Linked DNA regions of Mus musculus: region 1 is linked to region 2. The links are chromatin loops, found by intact Hi-C in ENCODE. Cell type or tissue: heart. All regions are shown on one strand.

Region 1 (5,000 bases), 390 kb after region 2:
CACAGCTGCACCTTGTGTCCTATCCATGGCTTCCCTCTGGGAAGCAGAGCACTTTATAAACATTAACTCTTTTTACCCTCTAGGCACCTCCACTTAAAAGGTAAATAAGGCTGAAGGTTCTTTCTTCTCCAGTATAGATGAGGAACGCCATCCAGGGAGAGAAATGGGTTGAACAGAGGCTGGCTAGGTAGGGTCTAGATGGGGCCCTGGTGTTGTCCTGGGCAGTTCTCCTCTCTGCTTCTTAGGGCAGTGGGGGCTGGGCCTTTGTGTGGAGTGTGAAATGCTGCAGAGACGAGCAATTGTTCTTCAATGCTTTGTGCTCTTTCATAAGAAAGGAGAAATCAATACACATTTTCTCATACACGCACATGGCAGCCATCCGCCTCTCCTGCAGCTCGATCCTGCAGGAGGAGATACAGCTATGCAAGCCAACAGGACACACCGGCTTCCAAGAGAAGACATGAAAATTCCTCATCCTACATTTAGCAGTAAGCTCCCTAAAGCTAGTCATAAAACCAGCTGAGGCCAGCACATGGCTGACTGCAGGACCAGTCACTTCAACCGGAGGGAAGACTATGCTGTAAGGTGGAGGGTTCTTTGAATGTGTTCTGACAGGAGGTATTCCTAGCATAGACTCTGTTCAGAATCTGGTTTATGGAGAAGTTCTTTGAGGGATACGGTTCGAAAGTAAAAAGATGAAGGCAGCAATTTTTACCTTTTCAAATTGTATCTGCATTATTGTACAGATAGTCATAGATCCAGGCATAGCAGTTTATGCCCATAAAATATCAGTAGTATTCTAGAGGCTGAGGCAGGAAAATCACTATAAATTTAGTGAATTTATAGTAAAGGCCAGTCTGAACTACATAATGTGTTCCAGGACAGTTTGGACTGTACAGGTGGTCCTATCTCAAGTTAGTCTTGTTTTATTATTGTAAAAGATGTCATTGATCCCTGGAATTCAGTTACAGTTTCTGCCACCAAACAATCCAGAGTAGGGTATGAGTTTTGCCACTGTAAACAGAAAGATGGTGTCAGTTAACAGAACAGCTTTGCATGGCAAGAAGGAATGCAGTTGCTTCTCTCCAGGGTGGTGGCTCTGGAGACTGTGAGTACACTTCACACAGCAGAGGCCGAGAGTGGAAGCAGGTGAGTTATCCAGATGCAAGAGGAAGGCTGAGAGTGGAGAGTGGAGGAGGAACCAAAAGACAGGCAAAGCAAGATGTTCATTCATGGAGCCTGGCCGAGTGGGCCCCAGGCATCATGGCAGCAGCACCAGTGTGAACACCTTGGTGTGAATGCCAGTGTGAATGCCTGGGTACCAGCTTCATTCACCTCCCCTGATACTGAGGAAGTGAGTCACATCCAAGCGGTGAAGCACCCCTGGCTCATCATAAGAGCCATGGAAGGGGCAGCTGTTTGAACAGGAGCTTCATCTTGCTGAAGCCAGCAGTCATGAAACCATAAACAGAACAGCGGCCAACTCTATTGCCAGGATCACGGTGGCCTGATGTTAATATTAAACATCCCAGCAAGGCAGAATGCCTTGTGCCTAGCTCCAGAATAAAAATAAATAAAAATAAGAGCAAACCCGCAAACCTTGATTAAAAAAACAAAACAAAACAAAACAAAACAGTGAGGTGATTTGTTGTCTTTCCTTTGTGAGGCCATTTGTCTTCTCTCACATCAAATCTGTTATAAAACAGTCAAACTGTGAAAGTAGAAATCATCCCAGGAATATGGAATATTAACACACAGGCGCAGCAAGAAGCAGGTCTCCTTTTGTCTGAAGACACCCCGACCCCAACAAATCTAATAAGGTAAATTATTTTTCTTTAAAAGGATGTGAAAGCTAGTAGGAGGAATAGTAGAAGTTTTGAGTATTTTCTGTCTTTGTTAGTGTGGAGTGAATCTATAAGGAGAAAGCCTTAACAAATTCCCACCTTGTCCCTCTTCCCTCCTCTCCTCTCCTCATCTTTTCAGATCTTTTGTTTGGGGCCTGACCTGCTTCTTTAAACATTTATAAATCTTGAGTCTGTCTGATCTTTAGGTGACAGGCCAGAGGCCACGTCACCAACTGTAATTTAGAGCTGTGGGGCTAAAGGCATCTGCAGGGGTTTGAAGGACCCAGTTCTGACCTGACTGAGGGAGCACACTGGAACAGCCCTCCTCAAGTCTCCTTCAAGCTCTGGGAGGGTGCTGATGAGAGCAGACAGCCTGGGTAATTTATGGGCTCCTGGTCCCCTTTGAAATGAGTCATATACTGCCACCTTGTGGTAAATTGGCACATCTGCAATTTGCTGTCTGGGATCATTTTGTATCCAGACCCTGATGATTAGTGATACTAGAGAGATTCTCTGGGTCACTTAGTACTTTGCTAGCTTGATCCCACTAAATAGTTTTCAGGAATTTTTTTAAGGGAAAAAAAAGACACACAGAAGTTGGTCTGTGGGAAGCTGCCCTATTCTTTTTGCTATTCCCTTTGTCTTATGGTGTGTAGGTGTGTGTGTCTGTGTGCCTTCGTTTCTGGTTTGGGTTTGGCTTGGTATGAAATCTGGGAAGATCAGAAAGGAAGTCTTTGAGCCACTTCTGCTGGTAGGAGAAAAGGGGAGTCTATTGACTTCCTTAGCTGTGTGCAGAAGTTATATATAAGCTTTCTGCCCTGTGAGTTGTGTTATTGAGAGCCAACCGTGAGGTGTGTCAAGATGGCCACTTGTCCTTCATACCTCTGTGAAGGAGACACGGCTTTGTGTTCTAGCAATAGCATTTATGGAGGATGCAGTAGTTTCGCTGCTGAAGAAGCTGCCATTTTCTCGGCCAGAATGGGAGCTAGCTCTGACAACAGGTTGCAGCGATTGTGCACCATTACAACTGCTACTGCTGTGCTTGCTTTTCTGTTTGGATATTTAAGACAGCAGGCTGATGTCTCATGATTTTTTTTTTTGTATCTACAGAAAAAAAGCAATTGTGCATATCCGTTGCCCTCTGGCTCACTCTGCTTTCTGATAGAATACAGGTGATTTACTGGAAGGGATTCTCTGTTTAGTGCCATTGGCACCTTCCAGTACGTATTTAGAATGCCAGAGCCTATTAATAGAGTAGAAGAGAGCAGAACTCTGAAGGTAAGGGATGTCTGTGTTCAGAAGGTAGGAGGTTAGCCCAGGATGTGACTCAGTGTTACAGTGCTTGCCTGAGGTATAGAGGGCCCTGATATGTTCCTGGCTTATGCACACAAATGTGTCGATGGAGTCCTCTGTTCACTCCATCTGGACTACACCAGCAATGCTGTAGTCGACACAGTGCTGGGATTGGCACAGAAGGTCTGAAGGCCTTACCTGGAGAGGCAAATTATAGGCCTTGGGTTCAGCATACTGCCAGGAAGATTTGCAGAGGCAGTGGAGAGAACTGTGGAACTGTTAGTCTGCCATGGGGCACTGCCATTCACTTTCCTTCTGTCCTGGCCAGTGGGTTAGTCATAGAACGGCAGAGTTCAGTCCCTGTGGGCCTCTCTTAGGTGGAATAGTTGTCTGGACAGGTGACTGAATGTAGTTGCCTTTCTCTTCTTTTTTTTTTTTTAAGATTTATTTATTATTATACATAAGTACACTGTAGCTGTCTTCAGATGTGTCAGAAGAGGGCATCAGATCTCATTATGGGTGGTTGTGAGCCACCATGTGGTTGCTGGGATTTGAACTCAGGACCTTTGGAAGAGCGGTCAAGTGCTCCTATCCGCTGAGCCACCTCACCAGCCCTGTGGTTGTCTTTCTCATCTGACTTCTCTGATATTCCCTGGTGTCTTTGTTGTTGTTGTTGATTTGTTTTTGTTTTTTAGGATTTTAAAAACGTGTATAAAATAAAAAATGTGAATCTGCACATGTGAGTGCAGGTACCTGCAGAGGCCAGAAGAGAGTGTAAGATTCGCTGAAGCTGAGTTTGTAGGCAGTTGTGAGCCACCCAAAGTGCGTGCTGGAAAGTAAGGTTGGATTGTCTGTGAGAGCCGTATGCACTCCTAACAGCCACTGTCTCTCCAGCCTCCTGCTGTGTCTCTGTAATCCTCAACAGTAACTAGTAAGGTTCAGGCTGGCATTCAAACACTAATTTATCATACTGCGTGCTGTATTTGAGTCCAAGGATTATCCATGTCTGTATGTGTTTATAAGCATCCAAAAATACTAAGTAAATTGTTTTCAGAACACAATAATGAAAGGCATTGTTAGTGATGCTGTGTTTGGTCAGGGTACCATCAGCACAGTGCACTTGTCTACACAAGCAACCAATGCGCTTGTCTACACAAGTAGTCCCCACCGTGTCTGCTTGGAGCCTTCTTGCAAGGTTTTAAACGATCTGGACTTTGCTCATCATGACACTGGGGGAGTTAAAGTTGTTAGTCTTCTGCCTGTGTGCGCTATCACTGTCCCTGCTTCTTAAATGCATGTAGAGGGGCACAGGCTGCCACACGGTAGTGTGTAGTGTAGGGTCTGCAGTGTGCAGAGGGGAATGAAAGGTGGTCAGAGTGCTTTCCAGATGTGTCGTGGGTGTTAGGGTTGTCCGAACCCTGGAGAAGCGACAAAGGAGCAACTTTCACATTAATCAGAGGCAGTTATGTATGTAGGTTTGCAACTGTCTTTCTCTTCTCTCCTTCCTTCTTTCCTCTTGCTCTATAGCCCAGGCTGGCCTGGAACTTGGGTTCCATTTACCCTAGCCTCCCGAGTGCTTAGATCATAGCATAGGTATGTGCCACTGTGCCTGGTGCACATTGTGCCCTTACTCAGACTGCTTTGTTGAAGGATGCATTTGGAGGACACGAGGTTCTCACTTATAGAGAGACCTTGATGTGTTTTAGATGGTGGACAGGTTTTTCTGGGGATCTGTGGGTCAGCTGCTTTCTTTGTGCTGCCCACAAGAGCATGTAGGGGGTTGGGGTACCTTGGAGCTTGGGGTTTCCAGGCCAGAGTAAGACGAGCATGGTCTTCCAGAAAGCAGATAGGAGAATTCAGATC
Region 2 (5,000 bases):
CTAACTTCTTCTGAGTCCTCTTGGGGCTCCGTAACCTTTGCTCTCCTGTGCCTCTTCCTTTTGACCTAGGAAAGGGATGTACCTAGAAGGGGCATTGCTCTATCCTCTTACACCCTACCCCCCACCCCTTAGGGTTGGAGCAGCAGAGACCTCATCTTTTACCTGTGTGGTTGTCCAGGGTTCCAGGTTCCCTTCCCAACCCTCCTGCCTCCCCCCCCCCCAGCTCTCCAGCCAAGTTTTGGCCCTCACCCTGGGGTCCTTACCACGGCTACAGAGTATCAGGGTCTGTCTCCTACTACATTTCACTGTAACAATTAAAGAGAGAGATTACAACCTACTCTACCTTCAGAAGTATCTTTCAGTTTTTTCCCCCCTTCCTGGTGATCAGTGTGGTTGGTGTCTCAGAATTCCTTCCAGGTAGCTAGGAAGGTGGGTAGATTCGGAACATCACTTCTGGAGTGGGCACAGGAGATGGTTAGTTCCAGGCCAGCCATAGGAGCCAAGGATACAAATGTCCCCAAAATACATAATTAAGTACATCCACTGCTGCTCTAGAGGACCCATGTTGATTCCAGTCCCAGGGAGTCCTACATCCTCCTCTCTCTCGCTGGGCCACCAGGCACACATGTGGTGCACAGCCACACGGACAAACAATATGCCCGCACATGTGAAAGAATTTTGAAAAATAAGTTGGAGCCAGGTATACTAATACTATTGCACACCTTTAATCCCAACATTTGAGAAGCAGAAGCAGGGAGACCTCTGTGGATTTGAGGCCAGCCTGGGCTACACAACGAGTTTCAGGCCATCCATGAGGGCTGCTTAGTGAGACATTGATTTTAAAAAAGAGGGGGTGGGGGCTGGAGAAATGGCTCAAATGTTAAGAGCACTGGCTGCTCTTCCAGAGAACCCTGGTACAATTCCCAGCACCCACAACTGTAACTTCAGTTCTTGGGGATCCAACACCTTCATAGATGTACATGCAGGCAAAACAACAATGCACATTAAAAAAAAAAAGGAATCATTAGGAAAAGGGAAAAGGTTTAAAAAGATATTTTAAAAGACTAGGCTGAAAAGAGCCAGTCTGGGCAGTGAGCAAGGAAGTCGTAGAATTACCATGGGCCAAGGGCATCGGCTGCTTGTCAGCAGAAATACCGTAGGCTCGTTGGGGCTTTCGGGAGATGGGAAATATTCTAGGGGTTCTGCTGGCTGGTGCTGAGGGTCTGACAGGATATGCTTCTGGGAGAAAGTCCCAACTATGACATTGTGCCAGGATGTAGGATGGCTCCAAGACTGAGGATTGAACAGATGGCCAAACCACTGACATGCGGTGGTCTTTGAGGACGAGCAGGTGAACGCCTTCTAACTTCTTCCTTCACCCGGGAGCAGTCCAAGGTTAGCTCAGCACCAGCACAGCCTCTAGGCTCGCCTGCGTCAGCGGAGGCAGTGCGACTCACTCCTGTAGGGGGTGCAGTGGAGACGTGGTTGCCGCCAAGCGCACATGTGCGTCATCGGACAGGGGGCTGGGCCTCCAGAACCCGGAAGCTGGGGACCCACGTGGGAGGCTGGGAGGTGACTGTCTTGGCTCGAGGGTCAGGTTGTGGGCAGTCCTTGTGAGGGGACGAAGTGTGGGAGGTCAACGGGTCCTCCCCAGCTGTCTGTCAGTGGAGTCTCGGGCGCTGCTGGAGCAATGCGGCGACTCTGGACGGTCGGGTGCTTCAGTCGCCTGATTGCCCGCCATTTCTCCTCGGTGGCTCGGCGCGGGGAACGGCCTGGCGGGGAGGAGCTGAGTCGCTTGCTTCTGGATGACCTGGCGCCGGCCCAGCGGCTGGAACGTCTATTTGGCTTGTCCCCATGCCTCCTGGCCTTGCGGGCTGCCCGTCGGCGCGTGGCCCGGCTCCTGCTCCAGGCCGGTAAGGCTGGGCTGCAGGGGGAGCGAGCCGAGCTGCTCCGGGTGGCCGAGGCTCGGGGCATCCCTGTCTTGAGGCCCAGGCGTCAGAAACTGGATGCCTTGTGCGGCTACCAAGTGCACCAGGGCGTGTGCATGGAGGTGAGCCCGCTGCGACCCCGGCCTTGCGATGAGGCGGCAGACACGAGCTCAGGCGACGACCCTCAGCAGCTGTGGCTCGTCCTTGAGGGGCTCCAGGATCCCCGCAATCTTGGGGCTGTGATGCGCTCCGCTCACTTCCTCGGCGTAGACAGAGTCATCACCAGCCAGAGAAACAGGCACGGACGTCCCTTAATTCAGTTTACGCCCAATCTGGAGGCGGAGCCAAGCTCCTAAGCACTGGGCGGGGAGCCCCGGGGTGTGTAGGGCGCGGGGCTAGAGATTTTCTGGTTTTAACACGGATCGTGGGGATCCTTTGCAGCTGTCCGCTTACTCCAGTAGTCAGCAAGGCCAGCGCTGGGGCTATGGAGGTGATGGACGTGTTCGCCACTCCTGACCTGCCCGGTTTTTTGCAGGTAAAATGGGGCGAGAGGGGAAGAAGAGGCGGAGGCGATGACTCTAGTTAGGGATGTTAAAGCTATCTCCAACGCAGTGGATTGGGGGAGGAGGAAGAGAAGGGACGTGGTGGCATTGATTCCTACGACCTTCTAAGTCCCACCAGGAAAGATCCCAGGGCCTTTTAAATAGAGCATCGTCTGAAGTTAGGGATTTCCTCGTCTCATTTACTACACGCCATGGCCACCTGTGTCGGCAAGTCAATGTCTGACAACCGTGGGACTTCAGCAGTACTCCAGGGAGCTGGTGGACTGGAGTCGTGGGTACCCGGAAGCTCAACTTCAAAGCGATTTAAACAAGGCTTTCCAAGGGGCGAGCTTTAGTGTTCTTTAGCTGTGTGTTTCCTAGCTAGACTCTAGGGGGCAGCATTGCCCCGCATTTGGCAGTCCCTCCACCCTCTATCCTTCCCCTGTCCCCACCCTCATCCCTCAGTGAGAAAATAACCTTGAAAAGAGGCTGAAGAAAGCTGCCTGATAAACTTATATTCAAGCCATATGTCTAATTTCAGATTTTTCCAGTAACCATGCAGGCGTGATGACACATATCTATAATTCCAGCTTTTAAGAGGTGGACACAGGAAGATCGTTTATTTCAAGTCCAGTCTGGGCTACCCAGTCTTAACAAAACAAGACAACAACAAATCTAGAAAACTAAAAAGAAACATGATTGTATCCAATATACCACAAGTATTATCATTAAAACATACATTTTAAATATTAGTGAAAAAAAAAATGAGACAGGTTATTGTGTGGCCCAGGCTGGCCTCAGATCCCTCAGAAATCCTCCTGTGTTAACCTCCTTAAGTTGTGTGCCATCATGCCCGGCTTAAATCCCGTTTTAAAATGCTTATACATAATACATCTCAATTTGGAATAGCCATATTTCAATCCTTAATAGTCACGTGTAGTAGGGCTGGAGAAATGGTGGAACAGTTAAGAGCACCGACTGCTCTCTCAGAGGATTCCCAGCACCCACGTGGTGGCTCACTGCCATCTATGACTCCAGTTCCAAGGGATCTGGTGCCCTCTTCTGGCCTCCCTAGGCATCGATCACATGTGGTGTGTACACTTACATGCAGTTTAACTCTCATGTAAAAAACAAAACAAAACAAGAAGACAAAGTTAAAATCTGTAGGAAGTGGCTTGGTGTGCTCTGAGATTTTCATATTGACCAGCACATGTCTAGAAGCATGTCTGGCTTCATCTCACAGGCAGCCCCCCTTCTGAGGAACTGTCCGAGACTGGTGGGAAGTGGAGTTCTCTCCTCACACCCCACACTCCCTGCCAGCATTGGGCCACAGAATTGTTTCCCCTGGTTACTGGGGAAGAGCTGGAGGCAGCAGCCAGCCCTGTGCCCCACCCACTGCCTACCAAAGCCTGCTCCATCGATACCAGCCCCACTGCAGCATGCCAAGAGTCTTCTGTGTTCATCTGACCTCATGTTAATCAGAACCTTCCCTTCGTACCCCATCAAAGCCCCGGACAGTCACAGTATCCTTCATGTTGCTTCAAAGGTCCATTCTTAGTTCTCAGGTACTTGACAGGTCTACAGCATCTAGCACATATGGTCATTCTGATTTTGTCTTGTTTTGTTTTTAATCACCTTTTTTTTCAGCAATCAAACTCAGCTTACACTAGGCAGACACATTGTCCGTGAGTCACAGCCTCACCCACTCCCCCTGGCCGTCCCTTTGCCTCTGCACTCTCCTGTAGGCATCTCCAGTGAATTCTCTTTGATCCCATGACCTCCAAACACTGTCATGTTCCAAGTCTCAGGCCTTGGATCTCTTTTGTGTAAATTGGCTTAATTTTTCCCCCCTAATCTAGTTGCCTAGCTTCATTTATTCCCTTGTATTGGCTTTTTGAGAAAAGGATCGGCTATGTAGCCAACCTCAGATTCATGATTCACAATCCTCCTGTTTCAGTGTCTCAAGTTCATATATATACATATATGTGTGTGTGTGTGTGTGTTGGGTATGTGTGCTACAGTGTGTGTGCATGTAGAGGTCAGAGAACAACTCTCTGGAGTTGGTTCTTTCTTGCCATTATCTATTTATTTATTTATTTATATATTTATTTAGAGATGGGGTTTCTTTGTGTATCCTTGGCTGTCCTGAAACTCACTCTGTAGATCAGCCTGGCCTTGAACTCACAGGAACCTGCCTGCCTTCCAAGTGCCGGGATTAAAGTTGTGTGCCGCCACCACCACCTCCCCCATCACTGTCACATTTAAACTCCTGACTTTCTTTCTTCTTCTTCTTCTTTTTTTTTTTTTAAATTAAAGGCAGGTTTATTTTGAGTTCACTGTCCCCAAGGACCAAGGCCAGGGAAGTGGCCATGGGGAAAGGGGAGGGGGGAAAGGGCAGAGAGAAAAAGAAAAAGGGTACTCCTGACTTTCCATTCCCCAGTTCCAGATTACTCCACTCCTCTGCTACACAGCTCTCTCCCTCCGCTCCCACAGTGGGCATTTCAGACTCCTTGTTTCCAGGTCTGACCAT

The links. Hi-C counts contacts between places; a loop is a spot of excess contacts. Peaks named below come from ENCODE experiments on the same cell type or tissue, not always from the same donor. Only the 100,000 strongest peaks of a DNase experiment are listed, where the experiment ranks them.
Region 1: a loop joins it to region 2, with 7 times the contacts of the local background. A loop is called at or near these places in 13 of 42 quality-filtered maps.

Annotation. Positions count from the first base shown.
Region 1 is chr11:84,427,004-84,432,003 of GRCm38, reverse strand. The region is part of intron 12 of Aatf (apoptosis antagonizing transcription factor); the gene reads left to right. Among named protein-coding and RNA genes, the nearest start is that of Aatf, 84 kb to the left of the region's middle. In heart, a CTCF peak has its summit at 2,281 (motif pointing left); no DNase peak of the experiment used is centred here.
Region 2 is chr11:84,816,063-84,821,062 of GRCm38, reverse strand. It overlaps Mrm1 (mitochondrial rRNA methyltransferase 1), which reads left to right and starts at 1,548. Exons shown (of 5, transcript NM_145433.1): 1 at 1,548-2,226; 2 at 2,370-2,463. The coding sequence starts at 1,691. It overlaps Dhrs11 (dehydrogenase/reductase (SDR family) member 11), which reads left to right. Exons shown (of 7, transcript NM_177564.5): 7 at 1-335. In heart, CTCF peaks have their summits at 2,852 (motif pointing right) and 3,537 (motif pointing left); DNase peaks (open chromatin) are centred at 1,532, 2,262, 2,712 and 3,853; H3K4me3 peaks cover 2,217 bases; H3K27ac peaks cover 2,197 bases; H3K27me3 peaks cover 278 bases.